2 separate regions of the Mus musculus genome follow, and region 2 is linked to region 1. Evidence: chromatin loops called from intact Hi-C (ENCODE). Cell type or tissue: gastrocnemius. All regions are shown on one strand. Each heading gives the region's core, and the rest is flanking DNA. Links, peaks and the distances in the headings are about the cores only.

Region 1 (5,376 bases), core at 129-5,128:
AAATATACCAAAAAGCTGGTTATGGATTTTGATTCTTGAGTATTGATTTAAGAATGGGTCACTGCTGAGCGTCACCTATATATGATGCAGAGTAGGAGCAACCCAGTCATTCCCATAACTGACTGAGCACAAAGACCACTGGAAACTTTGTTTGGGGCTATCATCTATTCTTTCTTTCTTTCTTTCTTTCTTTCTTTCTTAGAATTAAATGTTTATTCCTGGGCCCTAGCCCATGAGATTTGGACTTACTGCATTTCAGATGGAGCCTTGAAGCATGCGTTTTAGAAAAGTCTGTTCTGGCAATTCTAGTTTGGAAATATTTGGGGAAGCCACAGGGAGAGGAATATAGTATGGAAAACCAGTCCTGTCAAGAACTAAGGGAGCCCTGGACCTGCTCCCTGGCCATGGGGCCTGCCTCTACATGAGGCCCCCTACTGGTCCTGCAGGCATAGGACAGGATACTTCAAAAAGGGGTTTTCCAGTCCTTGAAGCACCATCAGGAGAGATTGCAAAATGGGCAGATTCTTATTCCCCTAATCCCTAAATAGGAGGCTCGGGGGACCAAGGACTCCACTTGTCTAGCAAGCCGTCCATTTGAAACTGACAGAGGTGCCCCTGAAGACCACTCTTTATAGAGTAGAATCGAAGTCCAGTTTAGAGGCAGCCTATATCAGTAGTATGAGCCTATACAGATGTTCCTTGAGAGTCCCCTCCTACTGCTTCAGTACACAGAACAGCCAACCAGTCATGATCAATAGAAATGGCTGTGATGTCCTGGCTCCTTGACACCCAGGGCACACAGCAGGCTTGATGGTCTAATAAATCATATAAGTATGAATCCCCTTGCCCCCTTGCCCACAGGACAGAGGACCCAGTAGCAAAAGTTCCTCTCACATTACAGGAGGTAATGACAAGGCTATGAGGGATAAACAGTCAGACTCCTCCCTTCTTGGAGCCCAGAGTAGAGCTCCTGTTGTTATGTGGCCTCCCCTTCCTTATTGCCACCCAACGTAGTCTCTCTTTCCTCTGAATCCCTGAGAAGGGTATGTCTTATTAGCATCCTCTCATTTCCTTTAACACTGTGTCCAACCAGCTAGTCAAGTCTGGGCTCCATTTTAGGCAACACCAGGAATGCCTCCCCATTCCCCTCCCTCTGCTTGCTCTGACCAACATCACCAAGTGCTCACTACCATAAGCACAAGGTAAATACAGTAAAGGTGCCCTTGTTATAGCCATGCTTTTCCTCCCCAATTGGTGTGTGTGTGTGATATTGCCATATTAGAAATTATCCTAAAACAGTGACTTGTAAGAGTACAGTTGAGGGGTATGTCCACGAGTCACTAAGACAATTGTTCTCACCTGGCCTCACTGGTGTCTCTTCGGTCAGCAGGGGATGAGGGGGTAGATGAACTTACACTGACTAGAGCACAGCAGGTAGGAAGGTAACCATCAGGGAAGGATGGCTACTACTCCAAGTAACCTCTGTTCTTCCGACACAGGGTGACTTTCTGCTGGGTCCTGAAGTGCTCAGTTACTGATGGCCAAACTGCGTGTCATTATTCCTGCCATTGTTACTGGTCAGAAGAACATCGGACATTCAAGGGCAGAGTCGTCTCTAAGGGGAGGAAACTGCAAAGACAATATAAAAATAAAATCGGATACAAGAAGAGAATCGAGTCCACTTTAGCCAGCAATTGACCGCAATGTGAAAAGACCTCTAACTATGAAATATTTGTCCTTAAAAGGCATAGGCTCATCTTGTAGTGTATTGCTCCTACAGGGGCAGATAAACAACTGTCATTGTCTGGTGGGGTAGTGAATAAATGAATGACTTTCAGGCCCCCAAACAGGGATTTCAGCATTGCCACTTCATCCTCATCCCTGCATAGCTCAGGACTTCCCCTGGAGCTGCCCAGCCTCCCCTTCATAGAGCCCTGCTGCCGTTTCAGATGTCGACGCAGGGCATCCCCAAGACCAGTGAACTGAGGTCAGCAGGAATGTGGTCCAGGCATTGTAACCTAATGCCAAAAAGATATGAACGGAACCACACAGAGAGCGGTGGCATAACAGAACTCCTCCGGAAGTTGCTGAGCCAGGGGAAAAATACACAGTGGTGTCCTCTTTAAAAACAACTGATACCAGCGAGTGCAACAAGGGAATCGGGGTATAAATATGAACTGTACTTGGGAATATGATCCTTATACCAGCAAGAGAGAGGCAGTCTGCGTGATACAGGCAAGGCCAGTACCTCTGGAGACACTCCCACTCACTCTTCCCGTTTAACTTTCCATCCGAGGACTCTGCATGGTCTCAAATCTGCACTCTCCTGCGTCTCACATTTGAACAATGTCTTCCTCTAGCTCAGTGTAGAACTTGAAATGGTCTGTGTTTCCAATATGCATGGAAACATAAGATGGCTTCATCTGAAAGAAATGGTGACAGGTCTCAGGGACCCTGCAGCCACCAAATCCAGCCCTGTGCTACCTTCTCCTTGCTAATTTGCTCACCAGGGTCCTCCACTCTCAGCCAGTCATCCTGAAATCTGACCTGCAGGCTCTGGTCTCTGTTGGGTGTGCCCTGAGCACCCCAGAGCTTTCCTAGGGCTTGGACAGCTCTGAGGCTGGCGGCTTGTTTGCTTCCAATCTTTAATACCAGCAGAGGGAGCAGCAGAGCTCCCAGCCCTGCTTAGATTCCTCACACCAGTCTCCTGCAAACATTTAGACATCATCCCCTCATCCCCCACATGGCTGTGATCAATTTGTTCATTTCAGATACAAGACTGGAGCTCGAAAAAATAAAATAAAATCCAAATACTAAATAATTAACTCGAGGACATCTTCCAAGAAAAATACAAGAATTCAAAAGAATAATCTTCCACTTGAACGATCCGGGCCTCTATTAATTATAACTTCTTATTCACTGATTAATGATTGCTAGGATGACATTTAGAAAAGAAAGTTGGAGAAGGATAATAAAGGAAAGCTTGTCCTCGTGATGAGATCTAGCCATCCTCCCCAGGGAGTGACAGGACTTCGAGTCAGGGACCTCTAGAGACCAGTCCTAGCAAAGATGGGGAGGACTCACATGGTCCTCCAGGGAGAGGCGGGCAATGACCTAAATTGGCACGTCCCTCCCTGATTTCTGATGTGATTGGCAGTTCTGATAATAGTGGTGACAGGAGCAGGAACAAGTACAGACAACATGGATTTGCAGGGAAGATTTAGTTATTTTCAAATAAATTATCGCTACCAGCTTAGCAGGTCAACACAGAGCTCAATGGTTCTATACTGGGGAGTATCCCTCCCCTTTCTCTCTCTCTCTCTCTCTCTCTCTCTCTCTCTCTGTGTGTGTGTGTGTGTGTGTGTGTGTGTACATGCATTAGTGTATGCATGTTCATGCATTAGTGATGATGATGATGATGAAGTAAAGGGTATGAGAGCAGCAAAGGTGCTCAGGCCACTGACCTCACGTCTCTGGGCTTCTTTGCTTCTATGGAACTATGTAGATACAAAAGGAGCCACCTCTACCAAACCTGAATTGCTGACTGGGAAAATAATTTGCCTCAGTTTGGCTTCAGGGGACTGAGAAAATGAGAGGTGCATGCCCCTTTCCTATCCCAAGAGGTCTTTGTTTGGGGTATCTGGGATCCTTCACCTCAGGAGAGTTTTCTTGGCACTTTAGTTTGGAGCTACAGCCAGAAGTTGCAAGTGCCCAGGAAAAAGCACTTGCCCACCTGGAAGAGTAGGACACCCAGGGAAGACTGGAAGGGAAGAGCTCGTTTCAAAAAGCGGTGGGAGTCTTAAGACCAGAGAGGAAGAGCTGACCATACCTGTGAGTGGTGAGGACTCCCTCACACACAGCACCCAGGATCAGTGGCTTCTCCACCACAATACCACCTGCAGACTGTTAGGAACAAACAGAGTGCCTAGCGACATGTGGCTTCAGCCAAGACCTGACAGGTAACAGAAGCAGTGACCACAAGTTTCCTCCACCGTAGACTTAAAGACACAGTAACAGGCACTCATGCTTCTCATTTCCCCAAGTTCCCAAGATGGGGCGAGGGGAGCCAACTCTCAACCTGTTCTGACTTCTCGCCACTGGAAAGCGGGAGTTTAAAGGCAGATTAAGTTGTTGCTAGAACCATGTCAAAGTGTGCTGGCTCTTTCTGCATGTGCTATTCAATGGATTCGGGGTCCCAGACCTGAGTATACAGGGCAACACAAGCGACACCTGGGGCTCACAGTATTCAGAATTCTGCCCTGCACATTGAGTGAAATCCCACTCTCTTGCGCCCTGCCAGCCTCCATTCTGCCCTTCCCCCCCTCCCTCCTTCCCCTACCTACTTGGGTGGGCCCTAGCTGGGTCTGGGCAGAGGTGTCTAAAGAATCCGTGGTCTAACAGAATTAGTGGACACATTTCAGCTCCAGCGTCTCTCTCAAGTCCTTCCTTCGTGCCCCTCCCAGCAGGCTGTCAGTGAGTGCTGAGTGATTTATTAGGCAATTTTTCTCTTTCCATCCTGAAAATGGAAGTCGAGCTCCCCTCTAGCTCTGCTGAGGACTAGCCTGGGAGCAGCATCTTCTGAACTCTAGCCGTGATTCTTAGCCCCAAGTCCTGAGCTGGGAGCTTCTATCCCAGGGAGGAGAGACGTTCTACATGCCTTTGGCGACTCTTGCTATGTGCTGTCATTGTGTGTCCCCAGAGCACACCAATGGGCCTTGCACACTGTCATACCTGCAGGAGATACCAGCTCTTCATCTCTAAGTCCCAGGGCCACATCCTGCACCCTAGGTTCTTTACACCATTGGTTCTCAACCTGTGGGTGGCGAACCCTTTGGAGGGGGTCAAATATCCCTTTCACCAGAGTCACCTAAGACCATTGGACAACATAGAGATTTACCTTATGATTCATAACAGTAACAAAATTACAGTTGTGAAGTAGCAATGAAAATAGCCTTATGATTGGGGTCAACCTGAGGAACCATATTAAGGGTTGCAGCATTCGGAAGGTTGAGAACCACTGCTCTACAGGAAGATGGTATCTGAAGCCAGTACCATGCCACCAAGATCTGTCCTCTTCCCACTCCCTCTGGCTTTTCCCACATAAAGTCAAGGTTAAGCCTCCACCTCATCCAGTTTGAGAGGACTGTGGGAAATCAAAAGAGCCTTAAATCAGTATTTTGAGGATAGGACCAAATTCAGGAATGGGAGCAGCCAGCCAGCTCTAGTCTATTAAGGGCCGACTTGCTTGGTTTGGCTCTGTAAGTAAACAGTTTTCTCAGCTGAGATGGATTTATGGCCTTGCCAAGGACTTCCACAGCTAACTAGACCTGCCTCTGAATCCCTTTTTGCTTTAGGGCCCTAGGATCAGAAAGCCCC
Region 2 (5,376 bases), core at 231-5,230, 570 kb after region 1:
ATATGGGTACGAATGTGCCACAGTGTGCCTCTGGAAGTCAGGAAATAACTTGTGGGAGTCACTTAACTCTCCTACCATGTGGGTCGCAGGGGTGTGACTCAGCTCATCAAAGACAAAGGAAGTGCCTTTATCTGTTGAGCCATTTTGCCAGCCGTGAATATTCATATTCATTTTTTGTTGGGAACTGAACTCAGGTCCTTGGCAAACAGAAGAGAAGCAGACAGAAGCCTTGGCTGAGACACCTATGGCATCCCAGCAGGTTTTACACTAAGATTTTCTCTCCATGGGCAGAGCCCAGACACCCACAGCAAGCCTTGGGGACCTGAGACCAACACATTCTAGAGCCTTGAGATAGTCTAAGGCTCTTCCAACTCTGACCTCTTTCTCTGTGATAAGTGTTGGTCGGGGCCACATTGTTGCCACCCACCCCTGCTCTCCACCTTTATCACTCACAGACATGCTCCACAGTTCTTCCTTACGCTGACATCCATCTTGGTATTTGGATCTTAACCCATAAGACACACTTTGGATACAAGCTTTAACTCACTCCAGGGACTATGGTACCGGCTTTATGTGTCTTGAGTATTAAAGAGCAAGCAAGAATGAGGTCCTAATTGAAACTGGAACTGAAAGGAACTACTACATGTCAGCAATGAGGCTCCTGGCCCAGTACTCAGAGTGGGGATGGCTCCTCTAGGCAGGTTTCTGTAGAGGGGAGAATGTGTGTGTGTGTGTGTGTGTGTGTGTGTGTGTGTGTGTGTGTGTATGTATGTGTGTGTGTGTGTGTGTGTGTGTACTGTGTGTGTGTACTCTGTGTGTGTGTGTGTACTGTGTGTGTGTACTCTGTGTGTGTGTGTGTGTGTGTGTATACTGTGTGTGTGGTGTGTGGTGTGTGTACTGTATGTGTTGGGGGTGAGGGAAGCAGGTTGGGATTGTCTGAAGTTTGCCTAGTTGCTCCACAGGTTGCAGCAGATTCTAAGCATGCTAATTCTTCATCCAGAAACTTCCAACACTGCGTGGACAGGGACTGATTCCCTCAGAAAGAGCAAAACTCCTTAGCTCAGCTAAAGGGAGAAAATGGCCAATTGGACAAAATTCACTGGCTTTGATAAAGATCTCCACACAGAAGTAGAATGCTTTTATTGACCCTAGGAATGGTGCCGGTAGCCAGAAAATCTCCCTCCTTTCCCTTCCCAAGGCTTGCACAGTGATTGCTAGCCTGTAGCCGCATTATGTGTATGCCCTAACATAATGTATTTGGGTCTTCATGGTCTCTTTTATAAAGCTTAAAAGGGGGGGATATCAGTTTAGCTATTTCACATAACAGTACATAATTTCTGTGCTTGAAAAGCATTGTGAAGAGGGTGGGGATGCTGAGAGATGGCTCAGTGACGAAGCTCAGCCCCCGGATCCCATGGGGAAAAAAGTCAGGTGTATGGTGACAGGCGACCTATAATTCCAGAGCTGAGAATGTGGAGGCAGGAGGATTTCTGGGACCTACCAGCCAAGTTGAGTCTGCAAGCCCCAGAACAGCATAAGACCTTACCTCAAAAAGCAAGGTGAAGGGCTTGTGAGACACAACCAGCAAAGCTGACCTCTAACCTTGACACACATATAATATGATCTTTAGCTACACATACACATATACCTGTATGAACATGCACACACTAAAAAAAAAAAAAAAAAAAAAAAAAAAAAAAAAAAAAAAAAAAGCCTGTAACTGAGAAAGAGAGAAAGAAAGAAAGAAAGAAAGAAAGAAAGAAAGAGAGAGAGAGAGAGAAAGGGAGAGAGGGAGGGAGGGAGGGAGGGAGGGAGGGAGGGAGGGAGAGAGAGAGAGAGGGAAGGAAGGAAGGAAGGAAGGAAGGAAGGAAAAACAGCTAACAAGGCTTGTGTGGCGACTTCGTGGCAGAAGGCCCAGAATTTCCACTATCCCTTTACACCACCCCCTGCTGGCCCTGAGGTCATTTGAATTTGTGTAACCAGGCTTACACTGTCCGGAGCAGCAAATGGAGCTCATTTTGAGCATTCAGACTTAGATCATGAGGCACAGTTAGCCAGCCGCTGACTGACATTAACTGTGGGGGGGCTCTCAGAAAATTAAGTTACTAAGCAAATTAATGACATGGGTGGTAGATCAAGGAGTCCCCAAGTACCCCAGCATGGGGGACAGAATTGTCAGCACAGCTGGAAGCTGTGACAGTGACAGCTGGGAGACAGCTGGTGGCCAGAGGCAAGAACCCTCAGTTAGAAGAGGTGGGGCTTCAGCTCTGGCTTTCCCCTTACTAATGATATGGCCTGGGGCTTCGTTTTCACACTCAGCTCAGGTGCCTGGTGTAGTTGTATCTGTAATAAGCAACTGCTAATGTCTCCTGAGTGCTTGGTACATGCAGAGCCGTGTGTTATATGTGCTGTGTGTGTGTGTGTGTGTGTGTGTGTGTGTGTGTGTGTGTGAGATGTATGTACTATGTGTGTGTGTGTGTGTCTGTTGTGTGTCAGTTTCCCAAAAGCAATCTGAATCTTTTGTGTCCTGTCCAAAATCAGTGGCAGGACCAGGACTGACCCACAGACCCTCTACCTCCTGAGCACACACCAGCATCTCCTGCTGCCCAGCGACACTTACACCTGTGCAGGGGGTTGTCAGGTTTAAAAGGTGTGGGCATAAGGGCTTGTAAATTGCCAAGTGCTACAGATTTTTACTATGGTCACAAGTGCTGCAATGTTTTAAATTGATGCCTCACCTAAAAGTTACCAGTTCAGTTCGGCCTCTTTCTAATTCTTTCAAATTAGTTTTTGTTTGGTTGGCTTCCCCACCACCACCACCCCCTCCAGCACCCCCAGAGAGTGTATACAACTAGAAGCTGGAACTGACCCATCCTTGGTCCTATAGTGCCCTCTGCTGGCATCTAGGAGAATTCAGACATCCCCATACTACTGGCTCAGAGGGGTTGCTGCAGCTGCTACAGGGTACTAGGGACACCAGATGCAGGAGATTCCATCCTCATCAGCCTTGGTCTCTCTCGTTTATGTGTAAGATAAGGGAAGTGGAAAGAACCGAAGGCAAGGTGACCTAGATTTCATTTAAGATAGTGTAGACCAAAATCTCGTACTCAGCCCTTATAACATCAGAGATGAAGCTCAAAGTGGACACCGGCGTCATCCTTCTCAAAAACCATAGCGAACTCAAACCATGAGGCCAATGGTATTCTGTGTCATAGAACATTCTGGTAAATTCGAATTTACCAGGGCTCCAGCAGGGCTAGGTCCTAATTTGTTCTGTTTGCCAATGTCTGTGGTGTAAATCCTCATGGCCAATCACCAGCTACAAACATAATGACTCACAAGCCTTTGACGATTTTGCAGGTGACCTCTCGCAAGCTGCAGAAGCTAGCCCTAACATGCTCTAACTTGCCTCTTTTTTTTTTATCTGTGTATGTGTGTGGGAGGTGGGGGTGTGCATATGAGTGCAGCTGTTTCTGGGGGTTAGACGTACCAGATCTCCCTATGGCTGGAGGCACAGGCAGTTGTGAGCTATCTAGGATGCTAGGAACTGACCTCAGGTCCTCTACACGAGCAGTATGTGTCACAACCTCCGAACAACCGTTCCAGCCCCAACTATTGTTTAACTCTAGGAGAAATGAAATTTTTCACTCAACTGAATTCCGGAATGTTTACCACTGGGACACTTTCATGAGTAGACACAAGTGAGTCTCACTCCAGCAAAACTGACTCCAAATGGGAAATGAGGAATGCCAGTTGGAATATCCTCTATAGCATATAGTCTAGACCATCTCAGGAGGCTCTGTCCCACCCAAAGATCTTCTTCACTGTCCTGTCACTCCTTCTTCCCCATTGCTCCTCCTTCCTCCCTGTCACTCTTCCTTCCTCCCTGTCACTCCTCCTTCCTCCCATCACTCCTCCTTCCTTCCTGTCACTCCTTCTTCCCTGTCTTTTTCTTGTCTAACCAGCTGGACAGGAGACTTGGGGACACTGTGACATCTCGGAAAGCAAGCCTCCTTCTGCCCTCTGCCTCCTTGCCTCAGTGCCCAATTCCCTGTTCTCCTTTGGTTCACAAACCTGCCTCAGTGCAAAAGCCCCATCCCAGCAGGGGTCTCTGTAGGAACCCCAAGACTTCCTGATGTGAAAAATATGGCCGGCCTTGACCCATACCCTTCTTACTTTATCCTGCTCGGGTGGATGAGGAGCCTGCCTTTGCCCCAGAGGAAGGAGTACATGGGTCCAGTCACAGCCTCGGGGAGCAGTTTCCAACTATAGAAACAAGTCGGCTGAGAAAACCCAGCTCCCAGAAGCCCAAGAGACCAGATCTACTCACCATGTGCTGTCTATTCAGCTATCAAGGCATTCCAGGGTCAGGGGTGAGGGGTACAGAGAACCAAACCACAAAGCCAAAGGTACGATGACCCCACGATCAGCAGCCCACCCCAGGGTTGGCATCTCCTCAGATGTCCCTCTGGAGGCGCTATTCACTCACCTCAATCTTCCCCTGACTCCACCCCCGAGAAAGATGAAATCTGTGGGAGGTAAAACCGTGCCAGGAAGCTTGGTGGGTAGAGCGGGTTGAGACCTGGAGACTCGGTGGGTACACACCTGAGACTTAGGCGATTCCCCACTCCCTGTCAGATTCCGGGCCTTGAACACGTGCCACACTCCCCATTTAAGGAAACGTGACCTATGGTCACCTAGGCCCAGAACTGAGTTCTGCAGGCTAATGAGGTACCTAGAGGCCCCAAACATTCCTGCCCGCTAAAGGTATTTCATCTCAGGTTCACCCTGAGAGGTACGGTATGCATCCATTTTCCACCATGAACAGTCAAGAACAGTTTAGAACCACAGACTGCCTCTTTCATCAAGATCCGCCATGGGGAGTGTGGAAAAGGCCTTCGACTACATAGACGCAACTAAATCTCAGGAAAATGGCCCATCTTCGCTCTCAGCCACAACCACCACCAAGCTAAGGACAAGCTAAGACAAGCTGAGACAAGCCAGAGCTTCTCTCCCCCTCCCCCCCCCCACCCCTCTTTGAGCTAAATCCTGAAGTCTTGACAGAAATGGACGTCAGAACACACTTAAGGGAGAACCAAGCGAAAGCGAACACAGAGAAAAATTTGGAATCAGAGTATTGAATACACATTACCTTTCTACCTAAGAGAGACCTTAGGCAGTCTCTCTCTCCCTCTCCTTCCCCACCCCCCTCTCTCCTCCCCTCTCCCCCCATCCCTATTCCTTCTTACCTCTCCTTATAATCATTGTGGAAACTTTGAAAAATGCACTTGAGTATATGAAAAATTAAATTGCCCACGGCTAATCCCCCTTGGGATGTTTTACCAGGAATAGGTTTAATTGATTAAATTTGTTCTT

Evidence for each region. Hi-C counts contacts between places; a loop is a spot of excess contacts. Peaks named below come from ENCODE experiments on the same cell type or tissue, not always from the same donor. Only the 100,000 strongest peaks of a DNase experiment are listed, where the experiment ranks them.
Region 2: a loop joins it to region 1, with 2.8 times the contacts of the local background. A loop is called at or near these places in 22 of 42 quality-filtered maps.

Annotation. Positions count from the first base shown.
Region 1 is chr12:77,565,751-77,571,126 of GRCm38, reverse strand. Gm35240 (a long non-coding RNA gene) reads right to left here. Exons shown (of 4, transcript XR_381707.3): 2 at 1,416-1,629. Among named protein-coding and RNA genes, the nearest start is that of Gm35240, 15 kb to the right of the region's middle. In gastrocnemius, for the core only: CTCF peaks have their summits at 428 (motif pointing left) and 2,654 (motif pointing right); DNase peaks (open chromatin) are centred at 2,041, 2,658, 3,048, 4,315 and 1 more place; H3K4me3 peaks cover 500 bases; H3K27ac peaks cover 748 bases.
Region 2 is chr12:76,997,778-77,003,153 of GRCm38, reverse strand. All of the region lies in intron 1 of Gm35041 (a long non-coding RNA gene), which reads right to left. Among named protein-coding and RNA genes, the nearest start is that of Gm35041, 28 kb to the right of the region's middle. In gastrocnemius, for the core only: CTCF peaks have their summits at 1,936 (motif pointing left) and 2,889 (motif pointing left); DNase peaks (open chromatin) are centred at 1,945 and 2,887.